Linked DNA regions of Homo sapiens: all the other regions are linked to region 2. A link is an interaction called in ENCODE POLR2A ChIA-PET data of the cell type or tissue named here. Cell type or tissue: MCF 10A. All regions are shown on one strand. Links, peaks and the distances in the headings refer to the core of each region. The heading gives the core; the rest is flanking DNA.

What was found. ChIA-PET counts read pairs that join two places held together with the same protein. Peaks named below come from ENCODE experiments on the same cell type or tissue, not always from the same donor. Only the 100,000 strongest peaks of a DNase experiment are listed, where the experiment ranks them.
Region 1: POLR2A ChIA-PET joins it to region 2 with 36 read pairs; 20 of 35 experiments call an interaction of 5 or more read pairs at or near these places.
Region 3: POLR2A ChIA-PET joins it to region 2 with 12 read pairs; 4 of 35 experiments call an interaction of 5 or more read pairs at or near these places.

The regions. Positions count from the first base shown.
Region 1 is chr5:177,596,929-177,602,830 of GRCh38, forward strand. B4GALT7 (beta-1,4-galactosyltransferase 7) reads left to right here and starts at 3,204. Exons shown (of 6, transcript NM_007255.3): 1 at 3,204-3,332. The coding sequence starts at 3,283. It overlaps TMED9 (transmembrane p24 trafficking protein 9), which reads left to right. Exons shown (of 5, transcript NM_017510.6): 5 at 1-314. RefSeq lists enhancers at 2,357-2,456, 2,657-2,836 and a silencer at 3,017-3,556. In MCF 10A, for the core only: no CTCF peak of the experiment used is centred there; a DNase peak (open chromatin) is centred at 3,163.
Region 2 is chr5:177,544,625-177,549,624 of GRCh38, forward strand. The region is part of intron 1 of FAM193B (family with sequence similarity 193 member B); the gene reads right to left. Among named protein-coding and RNA genes, the nearest start is that of FAM193B, 7.4 kb to the right of the region's middle. In MCF 10A, for the core only: no CTCF peak of the experiment used is centred there; DNase peaks (open chromatin) are centred at 997 and 1,917.
Region 3 is chr5:177,386,635-177,392,536 of GRCh38, forward strand. It overlaps SLC34A1 (solute carrier family 34 member 1), which reads left to right. Exons shown (of 13, transcript NM_003052.5): 6 at 1,128-1,239; 7 at 1,360-1,555; 8 at 1,643-1,738. Among named protein-coding and RNA genes, the nearest start is that of SLC34A1, 5.2 kb to the left of the region's middle. RefSeq lists enhancers at 981-1,481, 1,482-1,982, 2,501-3,700, 2,741-5,554, 2,786-2,835 and 2 more. In MCF 10A, for the core only: a CTCF peak has its summit at 4,041 (motif pointing right); DNase peaks (open chromatin) are centred at 2,197, 2,917, 3,417 and 4,047.

The sequences.
Region 1 (5,902 bases), core at 903-5,902, 53 kb after region 2:
GCTGTTGGGGGTTGGGGGAGGCAAATGGGCAGGCAGTTTTGAGAAGAACCTTCTAATAAGAAATGTGAGGGAGGTTACAGCAGTGTGTGAGAAAGACCAGGAAGAAGGAGACAAGTTTGGGGGCTGCTTCCCCTAATGGGATGATGCAATCTGGGCTCATGCTGCCAACTAATTCTTCCACATGAAAAAAAAAAGTTTTTTGGCGGGCACGGTGGTTCACACCTGTAATCCCAGCACTTTGGGAGGCTGAGGTAGGTGGATGGCCTGAGGCCAGGAGTTTGAGACCAGCCTGGCCAACATGGTGAAACCTCATCTCTACTAAAAATACAAAAAATGAGCCAGGTGTGGTGGCGCATGCCTGAAATCCCAGCTACTTGGGAGGCTGAGGCGGCAGAATTGCTTGAACCCAGGAGACAGAGGTTGCAGTGAGCCAAGATCACACCACTACACTCCAACCTGGGCTACAGTGAGACTCTGTCTCAAAAAAAAAAAAAAAAAAAGGCCGGGAGCGGTGGCTCACACCTGTAACCCCAACACTTTGGGAGGCCAAGGCGAGCAGATCACGAGGTCAGGAGATCGAGACCAACCTGGCTAACATGATGAAACCCCATCTCTACAAAAAAAAAAAAAAAAAAAAATACAAAAAATTAGCCAGGCGTGGTGGTGGGCGCCTGTAGTCCCAGCTCCTTGGGAGGCTGAGGCAGGAGAATGGCGTGAACCCAGGAGGCGGAGCTTGCAGTGAGCCGAGATCACTTCACTGCACTCCAGCCTGAGCAACGGAGCAAGTCTCCATGTCAAAAAAAAAAAAAAAAGTATTTTTAAAGAACAGCTTTAAAAGTGCAGAAAAATTGTGAAGACATTTTCCCTATTAGTAACATCATGCATTACTTTATCCAGACTTCCTTAGTTTTTACCTACTGTCCTTTTTCTGTTCCAGGATTCCACATCACATTTAGTCACTGTGTCTCCTTAGGCTCCTTTTGGCTGTGACAGTTTCTTAGACCTTCCTTGTTTTTGATGATTCCTTGACTGTTTTGAGGAGTACAGGTCAGGTATTTTGTACGATTTCTCAGCTAGGATTTGTCTGATGTTTTTCTCATGATTAGACTAGAGTTGTGGGTTTTTGAAAAGAGACCACAGGCTGGGCATGGTGGCTCACGCCTGTAATCGCAGCACTTTGGGAGGCAGAGGCAGGCGGATCACCTGAGGTCAGGAGTTCGAGACCAGCCGCCAACATGGTAAAACCCCGTCTCTACTAAAAATACAAAAATTAGCCAGGCGTGGTGGCAGGCGCCTGTAATCCCAGCTACTCGGAAGGCTGAGACAGGAGAATTGCTTGACCCCGGGAGGCAGAGGTTGCAGTGAGCCGAGATCGTGCCACTGCACTCCAGCCTGACTGACAGAGTGAGACTCTGTCTCAAAAAATAAATAAATAAATAAAATAAAATAAAATAAAAAAGTAGAAAAGAGATCAGAGTTGAAGTGTCATTATCAACATGGCTCTTAGCTGGATATCACATTTAAAAATTAGATAATTTGGGTTTTCATTTGAGATCTGATTTCTTGAGAGTGTGAATCTGACAATCTGAAGTAGAGCTTCATCCTGATATAGTAACAGCTAACCGGATGGAGTGGTCCCCTTTAGATGGGCTGTGCATTGACCACGGTTCTGGGGTAGGATGCAGTGCCCTGGGGGAGTCAACAGGAAGGGGAATGGGTGGATTATATACTTCCAGGTTTACGGGGTAAAGGGGTTACTGGGAATGATTCATTTCCCACCCACGGTGAAGTTCTCTCTGGAGCAGAGTGATTAAGATCATAGATTGTGGGGAAGAACAAAACAAAAACCCCAAACCCATAGATTTGCAACCAAACTACCTGATTTGCCTCTCTGTGCCTCAGTTCTCTCAATTTTAACTTGGGGATAAGCACCTACCGATAAGGACTACGTGAGATAACCCTCATGTAGTAAGAACTATTAACAATGACTGGCACATAATAAGAACTTAATAGATGTTTGCTATCTATTAGGAAACTTAAAAGTTTGCCTGGAAGAGCAGAGGAGGTCAAGTCTAACAATTGCCGCTTTCTTTCCCCAGGTAGGAGGCTAGTAGGAGGGGTGGGGGGGCTGGGGGTGAGGGGGATGGTTAAGTTCCCACGGTGACGGGGCAGATATGGGAACTCAGTCTCCTATTCCCTTCTTCAGTTCTCAGCTCCACCAAAGTACCCTTTTCCTGGATGACAGCTGTCATTTATATGGCGTTGAACTGTGTGCCTAGCGCTGCACAAGTGTTTGCACTTTCTCCTTGAATCCCCACAGCTACCATATAGAATAGGAGCCATTGATATACCCAGGTGAGGAAACAGATGCAGAGATGTGGCTTGGTCAAAACACAGCTGAATTGGCAGAGTCTAGTTTCTTTTTCTTTTTCTTTTCTTTTTTTTTTGACGGAGTCTCGCCCTGTCACCCAGGCTGGAGTGCAGTGGTGCGATCTCGACTCACTGCAAGCTCCGCCTCCTGGGTTCACACCATGCTCCTGCCTCAGCCTCCCGAGTAGCTGGGACTAACAGGCGCCCGCCACCACGCCCGGCTAATTTTTTGTATTTTTAGTAGAGACGGGGTTTCACCGTGTTAGCCAGGATGGTCTCGCTCTCCTGACCTCGTGATCCGCCCGCCTCGGCCTCCCAAAGTGCTGGGATTACAGGCGTGAGCCACCGCGCCCGGCAAGCAGAGTCGGGTTTCAAATTCAGTCAACTTGTCTTCAGGGCTCGGCTCCTAACGCCTGCGCGGGCTGTCAGCTGAACTCAGCGCCGAGCCGTGAGCTTGGCTTTGCCCCTCCAAGCTTGCGCGGAGAACGCGCCGCCTGGGCCGAGACGGGGACCCCGGGACGCTCCCGCCTCCCCTCGGAAAGAGGACGGAGATGCAGATTCTCCCCGAGCGTTGGTTTGGGAGTCTGGACTCTTAGGTCCAGTCCCAGCCCAGTGATTTGTTGGGAGGCCCTGGGCCTCTGGGCTTCAGTTTCTCGGGCTTCCAGGCGGGTCCCGGGGCGGCTAGGAAGGAGCCGCCCAGAGAGGGAGGCGCGCCCGCGCTGCTCGCAAGCAGAACCTTGGAGGCGGCGGCTCCGGGAGCTGGCGGCGCGGCCGGAGCGGCGGACCCGGCGGACCGGGGGGCGGGGCGGACAGGCCTGGGCGGAGCGGGAGGCGGAGGCGCCGCGTAGGCCCGGGAGGCCGGGCCGGCCGGGCTGCGAGCGCCTGCCCCATGCGCCGCCGCCTCTCCGCACGATGTTCCCCTCGCGGAGGAAAGCGGCGCAGCTGCCCTGGGAGGACGGCAGGTGAGCGGCGGCGGTGGGCCCGGGCCCCGTCCTCCCGGGCGCCGCTCCCTTCTCGGCCGCCGGCGGAATCTGGGAACCCGAGGCCATCACGTCTCCATGTCTGCGGGTTTCTGTGAGGGCGTGTGGTTCTCCCTGTGGGTCCCTGGCGCTCTGTTCCGGTTTCTGTCTGTCCCTGTGGGTCTCTGCCTCCCCCGCCCCCTCTCCCTTTCCGCGGCACTCGTCCTTCCCCCAGCACCTTCCCCCCGGCCCGTGGGTCCGTATTTCTCCATTGACTTCCCTTTGTGAGTTTCTGATCCCCTCTTTGCTAGTCTCTCTCGTTATGTGTTTCGTTGTGTCTGTGTTTCTCCACCAGCCTCCCTCTATCTGCATGCGGGTCTCTGACTCCGCTGACCTCTCACCATGGATTTGTGTTTCTCAATTTGTCTCTGATCCCTGAGGACGTGTATTCCGTTTCTCTGGTCTCTGCCTTCCTCATCACATCCATATAGCCTCAGACCCTACCCTTCCTCCTTAACACTTCCCCCCATCCTTCGCAGGCCACCAGCAGAACCCACCAGACAGAAGCTCCGTGCTCTGCCTGGCTGGTCACTGCCTGGCACGTACTAGACACTCCTTATACACGCATTAGTCCATTTCCTGTGCAGCTGTATTGGCCCTACGTGAAAGATGCGAGCTTGGCCCACACCTTAGCTAATTTTGTTTCTCACTAAAGCAGAATGGGGAAAGCGATTTGACTGCCTCCATTCGTGGGGCACTTGAGATGTGTCCCTGTAAGTCTTCTCACAGAACACATGACTGGATCTCCTCCTCGTGAATGACACCTCATTTCCTTCATGTTTCTTAAGTCCGTCAGGTGCCATAAGATTCTGGAATTTAGTGGCCACAACTTGTACTTTTGGGGATTTTTCAGACTTGGTGTTGAAAGGGGAAAACAGGAATATAATAGAAAGCGTGGACTAGCGTTCGACCTGGGCAGGAGTCCTCCGTAATTATGTGAGCAGAGACCCCTGCATCTGTCCGACCGCAGCCTTTCCGTCACTGAGCCAGTTATGACAGTATTGGCTCTGCAGGGCTGTGTGAGGATTAAAGGACCGCACACATGTAAAGAGCATGGCACTGCCTAGCACAACAGGAGGTGCCAGTTGTCTTCCCGTTACCTTTGCAGTTTTGAGGTCCTGTAACCAGAGCAGCTGAGGATTCAAACCTCGTAGTACGAAGGTCTGTATGAGACAAGAAAGGAAAGGTAACAGAGGAGCATTTCTATTTCCTGATCCTTTTCCATAGCTGTTTCCAGAGAAATTTACTGATGTCAATTCTGTGCTTTTGACACAGGGTTGGTGCAAAGATCCACGCAACTGATGCAGGCTAGTGTAGCTATCTAGTGTAGGCTCTGGAGCCAGCCTGCCTGGGTTTGAATCCGCCTTTTACTAGTCTTGGGCAGTGATTGATGAGGGAGACAAAGCCTCTTCTGGACTGCCCCTCAGAGCCAGGGTGGCCTGGGCCTGGGAGCCACTGGGACTGCAAATCTGGTTTGCCACCTGGTGGCACCAGGAACAATTGTTCTCGGTGTCCACTGTCCTGAGGAATTGGGACTCTGGGTTCAATCCAGTTGCTCTGCGGTTTGTGCTCTTAGAGCACAGGATGATGCCCATGGGGATGTGGTCCTCATAGGAGAGGGGAGCAGGGCCGAGGGAATTAGCGTGTGGACGTGCTCGGAGTACCCAGTCCACGCCGTTCCCCTGGATAATAGTCACTGCTTCTTTTCATGAAGGTGGGATATCACCCCATATCCATCTCTCCAGTCTCTACCCTGTCCCCAGAAAAAGCCCAGAGGGCAAGGGAGAATCTGTAGAGGTTCCAGCCTTCCCAGACCACTCTCAGGACTGGGCTGTGCTCCTCCCCAGCTGAATCCACCACCACAGGATAATGGGGGGTAAGTCAGAAGCCCTGGGGGGTTTCCTACCAGGCCACCTCTCAGCTGCGTGTGGAACCTGGGCCTGGCTGCAAGGCTACTGGCTTCCAGGTTGGCGGTCTCTCTAGAAAAAGGGAGGAGTTGGTCTGGCTTTAGCATGTGACTTAAGGCATGCCCTGACTGCCTTACCCCTTTCTGTAACTCACTTGGCAAGCTCTCTGCTGTCTGGCCTGTGCTTGCTGTGCTGGGGCCACAGATAAGAATCTGACACGGCCTGAGAAGCAAGGACACAAGGCATTACAAAAAAGTGGGAAGATGCCGTGGGAATACAAAAGTGGGAGCATTATGGGGGCAGGGGGCAGTGCTGGCCATGACATTGGAGTTCGGCTCTGAAGGATCAACAGGGGTCCTCAGGCAGATAAAGAAGGACATTTCAGGCAGAAGGAGCAGGCTGTGTGAGGGCTGGAGCAGGAAGGAATATAGCAAGTGGAGAAGCTCCGAGGTGCCCAACATGAGAACATGGGGCGAAGGCTTGGGAGCACCTGGAGTTGGGGCCAGGTCATGGAGGGCTTTGACTGTCAGGCCAAAGGGCTTGGCCTTTGTCTGGCAAACAGAGGAGGGTCATTCAGAAGACTGAAGGGGTCTGAGCAGGGCAAGG
Region 2 (5,000 bases), core at 1-5,000:
CAAATACTTGAAGACTTTTCTGATGAAATTGGTGGTGATATTAACAAATGTTATCTTTTGGCATTGTAAAATGAAATGGAAAACATTTGGAAGATGTGCAAAATCCAGTGAGCCTATTTTCCAAATGACCAAAGCATGATGGATTCAAAGCACTGGCTCGACCAATAGATTTTAGTGTAAATGAGTATGAAGACTTCACTGATATGGGCTCAAATTCAATAATGGAAATTATTTGGAAAGGCTACTGAAACATTCCTCCCTTTCTCACTTACATATTTGTGTGAGGTTGGATTTTTTTTCATATACTTCAACCAAAACAATGTATTGCAAAAGACTGAATACAGAAGCATATATGAGAAGCCAGCTTTAGTCTATTAAGCCAGATGAAAAGAAATTTGCAAAAATGAAAAGAAGACCATTCTTCTAATTTTTTTTTTAAGATGAAATCTCGCTCTGTCATCCAGGCTGGAGTGCAGTGGCATGATCTCAGCTCACTGCAACCTCCACCTCCCATGTTCAAGCGGTTCTCCTGCCTCAGCCTCCCAAGTGGCTAGGATTACAGGCGCCTGCCAATACGCCTGACTAATTTTTATATTTTTAGTAGAGACAGGGTTTCACCATGTTGGCCATGCCGGTCTTGAACTCCTGACCTCAAGTGATCCGCCTGCCTCAGCCTCTCAAAGTGCTGGCATTACAGGCATGAGCCACCACACCTGGCCATTCTTCTAATTTTGTTTTGGAAAATATAGTTTTCATTAAAAATTGTTATGTTAACAAGATAGCTTTAATATTGTCTTTCTTAAATAAATTAGTGACAAAATATTTTAAAGCTTTCTCAGCTTTAATATTTAATTTGGTAAGTATCAATAGATATAAACAACACAAACAAAAGCTCTTTGGGTTCCTCAATAATTTTTAGGAATATATAAGGTCTCCTGAGGTTGGAGGATTGCTCAAGCCCAAGTGACGGAGGTTGCAGTGAGCCAAGATTGCACCATTGTACTCCAAACTGGGTAACAGTGAGAGCCTGTCTCAAAAAAAAAAAAAAAAAAAGATAGCTCTCTGGGGGCATGACTCAATTTTCTAGCTTGGCCTTTCTGTCCACAATTTGGGAATAACCCATTGCCAGACCAGACAGCTGTCAAGGACTACTCTGAAGCTGGATTGAATTTCCAGCACTCAGCGTGGCCTCATTCATCCCATGGATTCTTTTTCATCTCCAGAGTTTGTGTATGTTCGTACAGGATTGCCCCAAGACACATGCTGTATCTAACCAGCTGCCCTGCAACAGGTCCCAAATTCTATTTTGAAATGGCCCATTAGAGCACTCTACTCTCAAGGCACCCAACTCCAAGAGCCTCTCTGTCACCAAGGCAGGCAGAGGACAACACCAGCAGCTAAAATTCCCTTTCAGAAGCAGAGAAAATGATTAATCCTCAGCCTAGAAAAACTCATTGTCATAGTTATCATCAGTCACTCTTCCATTCACCCATTTATTCCCTCATTCAACATTGTCAGAGTCCCTGTCTCCTGCCAATTGTGCTAAGTGCCGGGAAACATCTACCCTTGACAATTCCTATTCATTCCCTAAGATTCTGGTCAAAGGTCAATGAAGCTCTTGCTGGTCAAGCTAAGCACAACTGATTCTATTTAGTATAGCATCATCAAAATGTGCCACAGATGTATTCTGTCTGTTCCTAAATTCCTGGTAGAATGTGAGCCCTCTGGGGGCAGTGTGTGGACCTTGGTCATTTAAGTATGCCCAGGAACCTAGGCTTGGCTTGGGCCTGACACATTGCAGGCATTCACTGAATAAATAAATGAAAGCTTAAAGCCCATCTGGCTCATGTCTCAGCTGTTCAACACAAAGGCAGAATTTAAAACAGAGCCAAAACAGTGCATTTCCCAACATGCTATGAGTCACTCTGAGCCACTGATGAGAGGGCAATCAGTGAGAAGAATCTCAGACTATTCTAATGCTGACAATCAGAGCTGCAGTTAATTCTAAGAGAGCTGACACAACCCCACCTCAGTGCCCTGGAGCTGTTACCCAAACTTCCATGCAGGCTGTGGGCTCAGGCCCTTCCAGGAGGTAGAACAGCTGTTTCACACTACGAGACTAGTCAGTGGAGAATCCTTTCTGGTTGTACAAGCTCGGTTGGGAGTGAGTCTCTCTGATCCTAGTGACCTTAACCCTAAAACTTTCTGTTTTAATATCCCCACAAGGCTAGCTCATCCGCTGAACTGCCTCCTGGGTGCAATGAGCCACAAGGAGGGCCCAAGCCGCAGATTTACCTGAATCCTCAGGTCAAACTGCCACTCTGCTACTCTAACCCCAGCACACGTTACTCATGGAGGAGGAAGAGCATGAATTTTGGGGACGAGACACACAGTTGTGAGTTCAAATCCCAGTTGCCATTTTCAATATGATCTTGGAATATTACTCAATTTCTTTGAGCCTCAATTTCCTCATTTATGAAATGGGAATAAAACCATATTTTACAGAGTTGTGAGGACAGAAGGAAATAAATTATGTAAAGTACCTGGCCTGGGCCTGGCACAAAGTAGGTGCTCAATACCCGTTAGTTTCTTTCCTCTTCTGCCCTGGAAGAAATGACAGGGAAACTTACTAAGTGAGACTTGCCCAAACCAAATTTATTTCTTTTTTTTTTTTTTTTGAGACGGAGTTTCGCTCTGTCGCCCAGGCTGGAGTGCAGTGGCGCGATCTCGACTCACTGCAAGCTCCGCCTCCCGGGTTCACGCCATTCTCCTGCCTCAGCCTCCTGTGTAGCTGGGACTACAGGCACGCGCCACCATGCCCGGCTAATTTTTGTATTTTTTAGTAGAGACGGGGTTTCACCGTGTTAGCCAGGATGGTCTCGATCTCCTGACCTCGTGATCCTCCCGTCTCGGCCTCCCAAAGTGCTGGGATTACAGGCGTGAGCCACCGCGCCCGGCCCCAAATTTATTTCTTGAAGCAAAGGACAGAAGGACTAGACAAGTGACTTCAAGGCCTCTTTGAACCCCCAGCTCCTTGTTTTCTGGCTATAACTTCCTAATAAAACCTTCAGTGTTTGCAGTTCCACCAGCCCCTTCTTTCTGCTTTAGTTTCCCTACATCATTTTTCACAGTAGATAGATCTACTCGTAGCTACCACTTGTGCTAAGCATCCTAAGCATGGAGGGGGAAATAATAAAGGGAGCTAAGGGCCTTTGGTGGAGAATGAAGGGGAGATGGACTGCAGCATGTTGGCCCACAGGCTGCACAACCATGCAGCTGCTGTGCTGGGAGCCACCCAGAGTCTGAAGGATGAAGGCAGGCTCACAGGCACAGAACCGAAGGCACACACACAGGGCCCTTCCCAAGACATAGCATGCCTCTCCTCAGTCCTTCTCTGCTTCTGCACATCCTGCCAAGAAGGACCAAATACATAAAGTAGTCACACCTTCCCATATGCTGTTCCTTCTGCCTTTTTCTTCTCTTTTTTTTAGGCTCGATCTGGGTGTTACATCCTCTTAAGTCCACAGGAAGAATGAACTTGGCTTTGCTCTAGGATATCCTAACACTCTTTTGTTTAAAAACGTATCTCTAGAATAGAGCTTATCATATATATTCTAGTGGTTGAAATCTGTCCTTTCCACAATACTGTGAGCTTTTCAAGGGCAGAGCCTGTGTCCCACAAGTCACTGTATTGCAGTCATTCAGCAGAAGCTGTAGCACAGAGTAGGCACAGGTAAGTGTTTGGATACACAATGGAAGATTATACACAATGGAAGTTGGCAAATATCATTAATAGATCAGAACTGGGGGAAGGTTTTTTGTTCTGTTTTAAACTAAGGTTGTTTCTGTTCTTGTTTATGGAAAAGCTCCTCCCTGGGAAACCCACTGTTTGAAGAATACCCTAGGTCTCCTCAAAGATCCCCCTGGCACCCTCAATTCAGCAGCTCCCAGACCCAGTCACATGTCAGAGTCACTTGGGAACAATTCAACAATAGATACCTGGGATCCAGACCTGGAGACTGACTCTGTAAGTCTGGGATAGGGTCCAGCAAAGCACAGGGGATCTGATGATTATTAGCTTGGGGCAAGGGAGAGGTGGAATCAAGCAATCACAGCTGTCTCTCCCACTGAGAATTACTTCCTCACATGCTATCAGAGAATGTATTGAAGCACATCACGTTCTCTTTCCTGCTTAAAACCTTTCATTGATTCTTCACCACCTACAGGATAAAGCCTAAACCTCTTGGTGTGGTTTTCAAGAACCCTGCTAGCCCCTTCAGCCGGATCTCTCCCGACTCTCCAAATGAGTGGTGCTCGCCCTGGGTCTTTGTACAAGTTCCTTCCTTTGTTTAGACTCCTTTCTACCACCTTGTCCTCTGGAGAACTTCTACACAACCTTGAAGACTCAGCTCTGAGAAGCATTCTCTGACCCATCTTCCTCTAGGTTATGTCTTGGGCAACCCTGACACCAAATATCTACAATACTCAGAGCTACCACTTGTGTTAAGCATACCGCACTTGTTGGACCCTAACATTAACCATGTAAGACTGGATTGTCTTTTCTTTTTTTTTTTTTTTTTTTTTTGAGAAAGGAGTCTCGCTCTGTCGCCCAGGCTGGAGTGCAGTGGCGCGATCTTGGCTCACTGCAAGCTCCACCTCCCAGGTTCACGCCATTCTCCTGCCTCAGCCTCCAAAGTAGCTGGGACTATAGGTGCCCGCCACCATGCCCGGCTAATTTTTTTGTATTTTTAGTAGAGACAGGGTTTCACCGTGTTAGCCAGGATGGTCTCGATCTCCTGACCTCGTGATCCTCCCGCCTCGGCCTCCCAAAGTGCTGGGATTACAGGCATGAGCCACCGCGCCCAGCCTGGATTGTCATTTTATACATGAGAAAACAAACCAAGAGGCTGAAACACTTGCAAAGGCCACTTAATAGGGTCCAGGATTTGAACCTTTATTCAGAGGAAGCCGATGCTATATCTCCTTCTAGCATTACTGCA
Region 3 (5,902 bases), core at 903-5,902, 160 kb before region 2:
GGGGAGCGTGACCCCAGTAAGGCTGGCCTCCATTCAGCTTGACTCCTGTATCAGCCAGGGACATGAGAGGAGCCCAACTGTAGCTGTATGTGACCCAGATGATTTATGGCAAGGAACTGGCTTCCCCGATGGTAGTTTGTCTGGGCAAGTCAGGAATCCGTAGGCCAGGGCATTGGAAGGGCAGGCGGGAACTCTCAGGTGGGCGCCGACACTGCAGTCCAGACAGGGCAGCGTTTCTCCTTTCTCAGGGAAGCCTCAGTTCTGCTTGAGGCCTTTCATTCTATTGGATTAGGCTGACCCAGGTTACCAAGGATAATCTCCTTTTCTTAAAGTCAGCTGACTGTAGACGTGAATTGCATCTACAAAACACCTTACAGAACACCCAGGCTAGTGTTGGGTTGAATAACTGGGTACCACAGCCTAGCTAAGTTGACACATAAAACTAACCATCACTGGCCGGGCGCAGTGGCTCATGCCTGTAATCCCAGCACTTTGGGAGGCTGAGGGGGGCAGATCACGAGGTCAGTAGATCGAGACCACCCTGGCTAACACGGTGAAACCCTGTCTCTACTAAAAATACAAAAAAAAAAAACAACAAAAACCAAAAAGCATTAGCCAGGCGTGGTGGCAGGTGTCTGCAGTCCCAGCTACTCAGGAGGCTGAGGCAGGAGAATGGCATGAACCCAGGAGGCAGAGCTTGCAGTGAGCCGAGATCATGCCACTGCACTCCAGCCTGGGCGACAGAGCGAGACTCTGTCTCAAAACAAACAAACAAAAAAACTAACCATCACACTCTGGGGCATGTGTGCACACACAAGCACAAATCTCTATTTGCACATAGGACATGAGCCCACGAGCCCTCATAACGAAGGCCTCACACGCACACACGTTCACATCCATACACCATGTGCAGCACGTGTACATCTACTCGCATGGATGAATGCACACACCTGTAAACGCACAGCCCGTGCCCACATGCACCTGTGACGCCAACGTTAGGCAGACTCAGCAGCATGGCAGGAGCGGCCACTGGGGACTGGGACGTGGGTGGGGGGCCTGACAGGAGTTGTGGTGGTGCAGGAGCTGGGTGACCGTCAAATTCATTAGGACGTCTTCTCTTCTACCAGTGCTGGAGGTGAGCTCTGCCATCCCCATCATCATGGGCTCCAACATCGGCACCTCTGTCACCAACACCATCGTGGCCCTGATGCAGGCGGGGGACAGGACTGACTTCCGGCGGTGAGGGGGGCTGGGGGTTGGGGGCTCGTGCCTGGGGGAGGACAGCCCCAGATGCCAGGAACCCCAGGCGTGACTGTGCACTGGCTCGAGCCTGCCTTGCAATGTGGCCTCCCTGCCCAGGGCCTTCGCGGGGGCCACGGTGCATGACTGCTTTAACTGGCTGTCAGTGCTGGTCCTGCTGCCCCTGGAGGCTGCCACTGGCTACCTGCACCACATCACTCGACTTGTGGTGGCCTCCTTCAACATCCATGGTGGCCGTGATGCTCCTGACCTGCTCAAGATCATCACAGAGCCCTTCACGAAGCTCATCATCCAGGTGACAGCAGGGCCTGGCATGGGGTGAGGGTGGGGGTAACAAGGGACCCAGCCTCCTTCACTCCCCCTGCCCACATCTTGCCCACAGCTGGACGAGTCTGTGATAACCAGCATTGCCACTGGTGATGAGTCCCTGAGGAACCACAGTCTCATCCAGATCTGGTGCCACCCAGACTCCTTACAGGTGAGTCCCAGGCCTAACCCCAGGTAAGAGGACTCCCTCTTCAGACTCTTGGTTTCATTGTCTGTTCAAAATGCTCCAGATAGACCTTGAAGATCATTTAGCCAGGAGAGGGCAAATATGTGGCCCTTCTACTGTGCTTACAGTTAACATTGCTAATTCCTCCCAACTTCCCACATCGCCTTAGGCAGACATCACCAATCAATTAAAGTTGTTATGTAATTGATCTAGCCCAGTGGTTCTTGAAGTGTGGTCCCAGGCCAGCATCTTGTGTGCCGTGTGGGAACCTATTAGAGATGCAAATCACCCTGCCCTTCCCTAGACCTACTGAATCTGGAAACCCCTGGGAGCGGGGCCAATGGCCTATGCTTCAGCAGTTCCTCTAGGTGTGCTCAGTGCTCAAGTTTGAGAACCGCTGATCCAGCGCAACCCTTGGGTTTCACAGGTAGAGACACAGGTTCAGAGAGGCTAAGAAACGTGCCAGAGCTTATCCTACCATGTCAGGGCCTGAGCACCCTAGAGGGGTTAGTGACTCAGCTGGGCCATGTTTTGGGACCCAGGTAACGTGGGGAAGAGGCAGAGTGCTATAAGGATACCAAGGAAAGTAACAGGAAGGTGAGCTGCGTGGAGAACTCCTTGGAGATGTTAACAGCCGCTTGTGCTGGCATCGGGGGTTCCTTCTCCTGGAGACTGCCACAGGCGGGAGTCCCTTGTCCTTCTGCACTGTTTCTGCTGCTTCTAATACTGGGAAGATCTGTTTGAATCAAGTGGATGCTCATGGACCACCCATTATGCCAGGCTGATGAGGAAGCAGGCAATTAGCACACTTCCTTACTCAGCTGTGAAAAGGCAAATGCTTCATCCAAACCACAATGCACCATATTTGCTTCTCCCTGATGCTTGCATGTGAGACATAACTCCATTTACAATGAGATACGAGGAAATCCAAGCCACAGCACAGCACAGCACAGCACAAGCCCTTCCCCTTCCCCTTCCCCTTCCCCTTCCCCTTGCTGCTTCTTGTGACTGGACCTTTACCCTGGTGCGAACAGAAAACACTCATCTGACTCGCCCTGCGATGCTCCTTTGCATCTGAAGTTGCTCCAGCTCAGCCTCTGAGTGTTCAAAGCAGCCTTACATAAAAAAAAACCCCTGCGGGCAGCTTTTACGCTGACTTCATGACCTCTTTAATACATCAACCACTTTCTCACGAGCTCTCTGAGCACTCTTAGTGCTCTCTGACTCACCACAAGCCTCTCTACTTCATAGCAAAATCTGGAAGGGAGAGAAATCACACACTTTGATCTTCGCAAAAAGCAAGCCATGGAAGACAGCTCTGTTCCTCACTGCCCCTGAGCTCCCTGCCGGCCACCTACTGCAGCTTCCGGCAGATCTCAACCAGCAGCCTCCACGTCCTCACTTGAAGTCATCCTCACCCAGGTTCACTCTGGGGAGGCCGCCCTTGGGCCTTTCTCTACGGCTGCAGCTGACACTTGTCCAGCTGGTTTCTCTTCCTCACTCTACCAGGAAATGCTTTCCTTAAACGCTTTCTGCAGGGCAGGGTCTCATTTCCTCGGCTTGGAGAGTAGCTGGTGGGTGGGACCCAAGCTCTCACTTTCATCCCCTTTCTGGGACAGCGCCCCGAAGGAGTGTGACTCACACAGCAGTGGATGTGCTTGGTCTTGCAAAGTGTGAAGTGCGTCCTGGCTCTTCCTGCCCAAAGACGGGCCACAGAGTCTCCCCGTGCTCCCTTCCAACCTGTTCCCATTGACGCCAACTTTCACCATGCTGGACCTGAACCAGCCCGAAACAGTCTCCAGGGAAGCTATGCACCAGGGAGAGGAGGCAAGTCCAAGGCCTACCAGATGGGGAAAGCAGCAGCAGCGGCAGTTGAGTGATCAGACACTTGAGTCTCCCGGGACCCTGACACCGTCCTGGGAATCACCTTCTTATGTGGCCACACTGTGGACTGTCAACTATACCTGCCTGGATTAAACAAGCATCTTTTGAGGACTTGCAACCTGGGAGGCAGGGATTATCACGTCCCCATTTTACAGACGAGGAGCACTGAGCCCCAGAGAAGTGCAGTGGCTTGCCCAAGTCCATGTAATTGAGGTAGGATACAAATCCTGGTAGAATCCTGACTATCTCGTTGCCTCTCTCACTCACCGGTCTGACATTCTACTATGTATGTCTGCTTCCCATGCTGCCCATCAGGCCTGAAGGCCACCAGGTGACCATAGCCACGTGGAGACGACTCCAGAGATAGCGGGTGTTGCTCTAAGGAGAAGTTCTCCTTTTCGCCACCAGGTGGTGCTGCTGGCACAGTGCTCTCCCTCGGCTTCCAGAAGAACAAAGGCCCTAGAGCTCCCCTTCCTCTGAGGGGGAAACTGCTGCGCTGGCCCACATCCTGACAGTCTCCTGTGAGCTTAATCACCTCCTTCAGTCCCCAGAAGGGGCCTCTTTAATTTAGGGTGTCCCTATAGGCACTTAAATCCCAACTCCCTCTTCCAAAATGCTTCCAACTAGCCCCTGGGAAAAGGTGGGTAGCATTATGGACTTCATGCTGCAGAGGAGGAAACTGAGGCCCAGAGAGGCTAAGTGTTTGCTCTGGTGACACACAGCTGGGAACGGCTCAGCTGGGGTATGGGCCCAGGGCTGTCCACAGGCCCATTCTGTTCTTCCCACAGAGCCCACCACCCGCTTCAGGCCCCTCCAGCCTCTCCTACCCCACCCCAGGCCCAGGCAGGGATGGGCACATCTTGGGAAGATGCCCCCAGATCCTGGGCCTCCCAGCTCTTTTATCTAAGCTGGAGTTTCCATCTTCTCCCTCTGCCCCACAGGGAAGCCCCAGGGCCTGCTCCCTCCCGGCAGTTCACTCTCTGCCTGGCTTTGTCCCTCCTGCCAGCTTTACCTTCCTCTCTTGTACTTTAGGGTCTCTGGGCTCCCAGCCAGGGCCACACAGTCCCAGGCAAGAAGGTCAAGGTTCTAAAAACCCAGAGGGCTTGGCCCTGCTGCTGCCTCTGCCAGCCCTAAGTTGGGACCCCAGTAAAGTTCCCCATTCTCCTCCAGCCTTCGCAGGGTCCCACAGTCCTCCCCACAGAGACCACTGGGCCCAGCCCAGGTTAGGTCAGTGGGGCACACGTTGACCAGGCACCTACTCATTCAAGGGGTTGTCTGCTACCTCAGCATCCAGGCTGGGTACTCCCAGGAAGGTCCAGCAGGCTCCTCCCCAACAGGGCTAGGGTTCTCAGGTTCATCTGCAGGGGCCACTGGTCCTGACCTAGGAAGTCAGTCACACACACAGCCTCCCAACCATGTGATCCTGAACGGGCCCAGCGAGGGAGAGGGTCACTCCATATCAGAAGACAGTTTACCGAAGGCTCATGATGAGCCAAGCCCTGTGATGAGCGCTTTAAACACATTCCCCCTGTAACCTTTACAGCAGCTCCTCTATTATCCTGCGTTAGAGAAAACAGGCTCTGAGAGGTGGCATGGCTTACCCAGGGTGGTTGGTATAAGAAGCAGGATTTGAACTCAGATCTGCCTAACAGCAAACACCTGGCTCTCTCTCTCCCTTACCCTCGCAGCAGTTACCGTTGCTTTCCCAGCCTGGTTTTCTCATCTAGCCCATCGCAGCCTATTTTTTCCAGGCTTCTTGGCCTGCCATTCAGGCCCAGTCTTGATGGGTCCCCAAGGCCCTGATGTGGCGAACTGGGAGCACAGAAGAGCACATTGCCCCATTCAAGGGAGCACATCCCGCTAAAATAAACCCGGATGTTACACCAGACGCCATAAAAGTTCTTACCTTGGCCAGCATGGTGGCTCACACCTGTAATCCCAGCACCTTGGGAGGCCGAGGTGGGTGAATCACCTGAGGTCAGGAGTTCGAGATCAGCCTGGCCAACATGGCGAAACCCCATCTCTACTAAAAATACAAAAAATTAGCTGGGCGTGGTGGCAGGGGCCTGTAACCCTAGCTACTCGGGAGGTGGAAGCGGGAGAATCGCTTGAACCCAGGAGGCGGAGGTTGCAGTGAGCCGAGATTGTGCCACTGGACTCCAGACTGGGCAACAGAACAAAAACTCTGTCTCAAAATAAATAAATAAATAAATAAATAACTTCTTAACCCAACAAGGCTACAAATGAGTTGTCCACAGGCCAGAC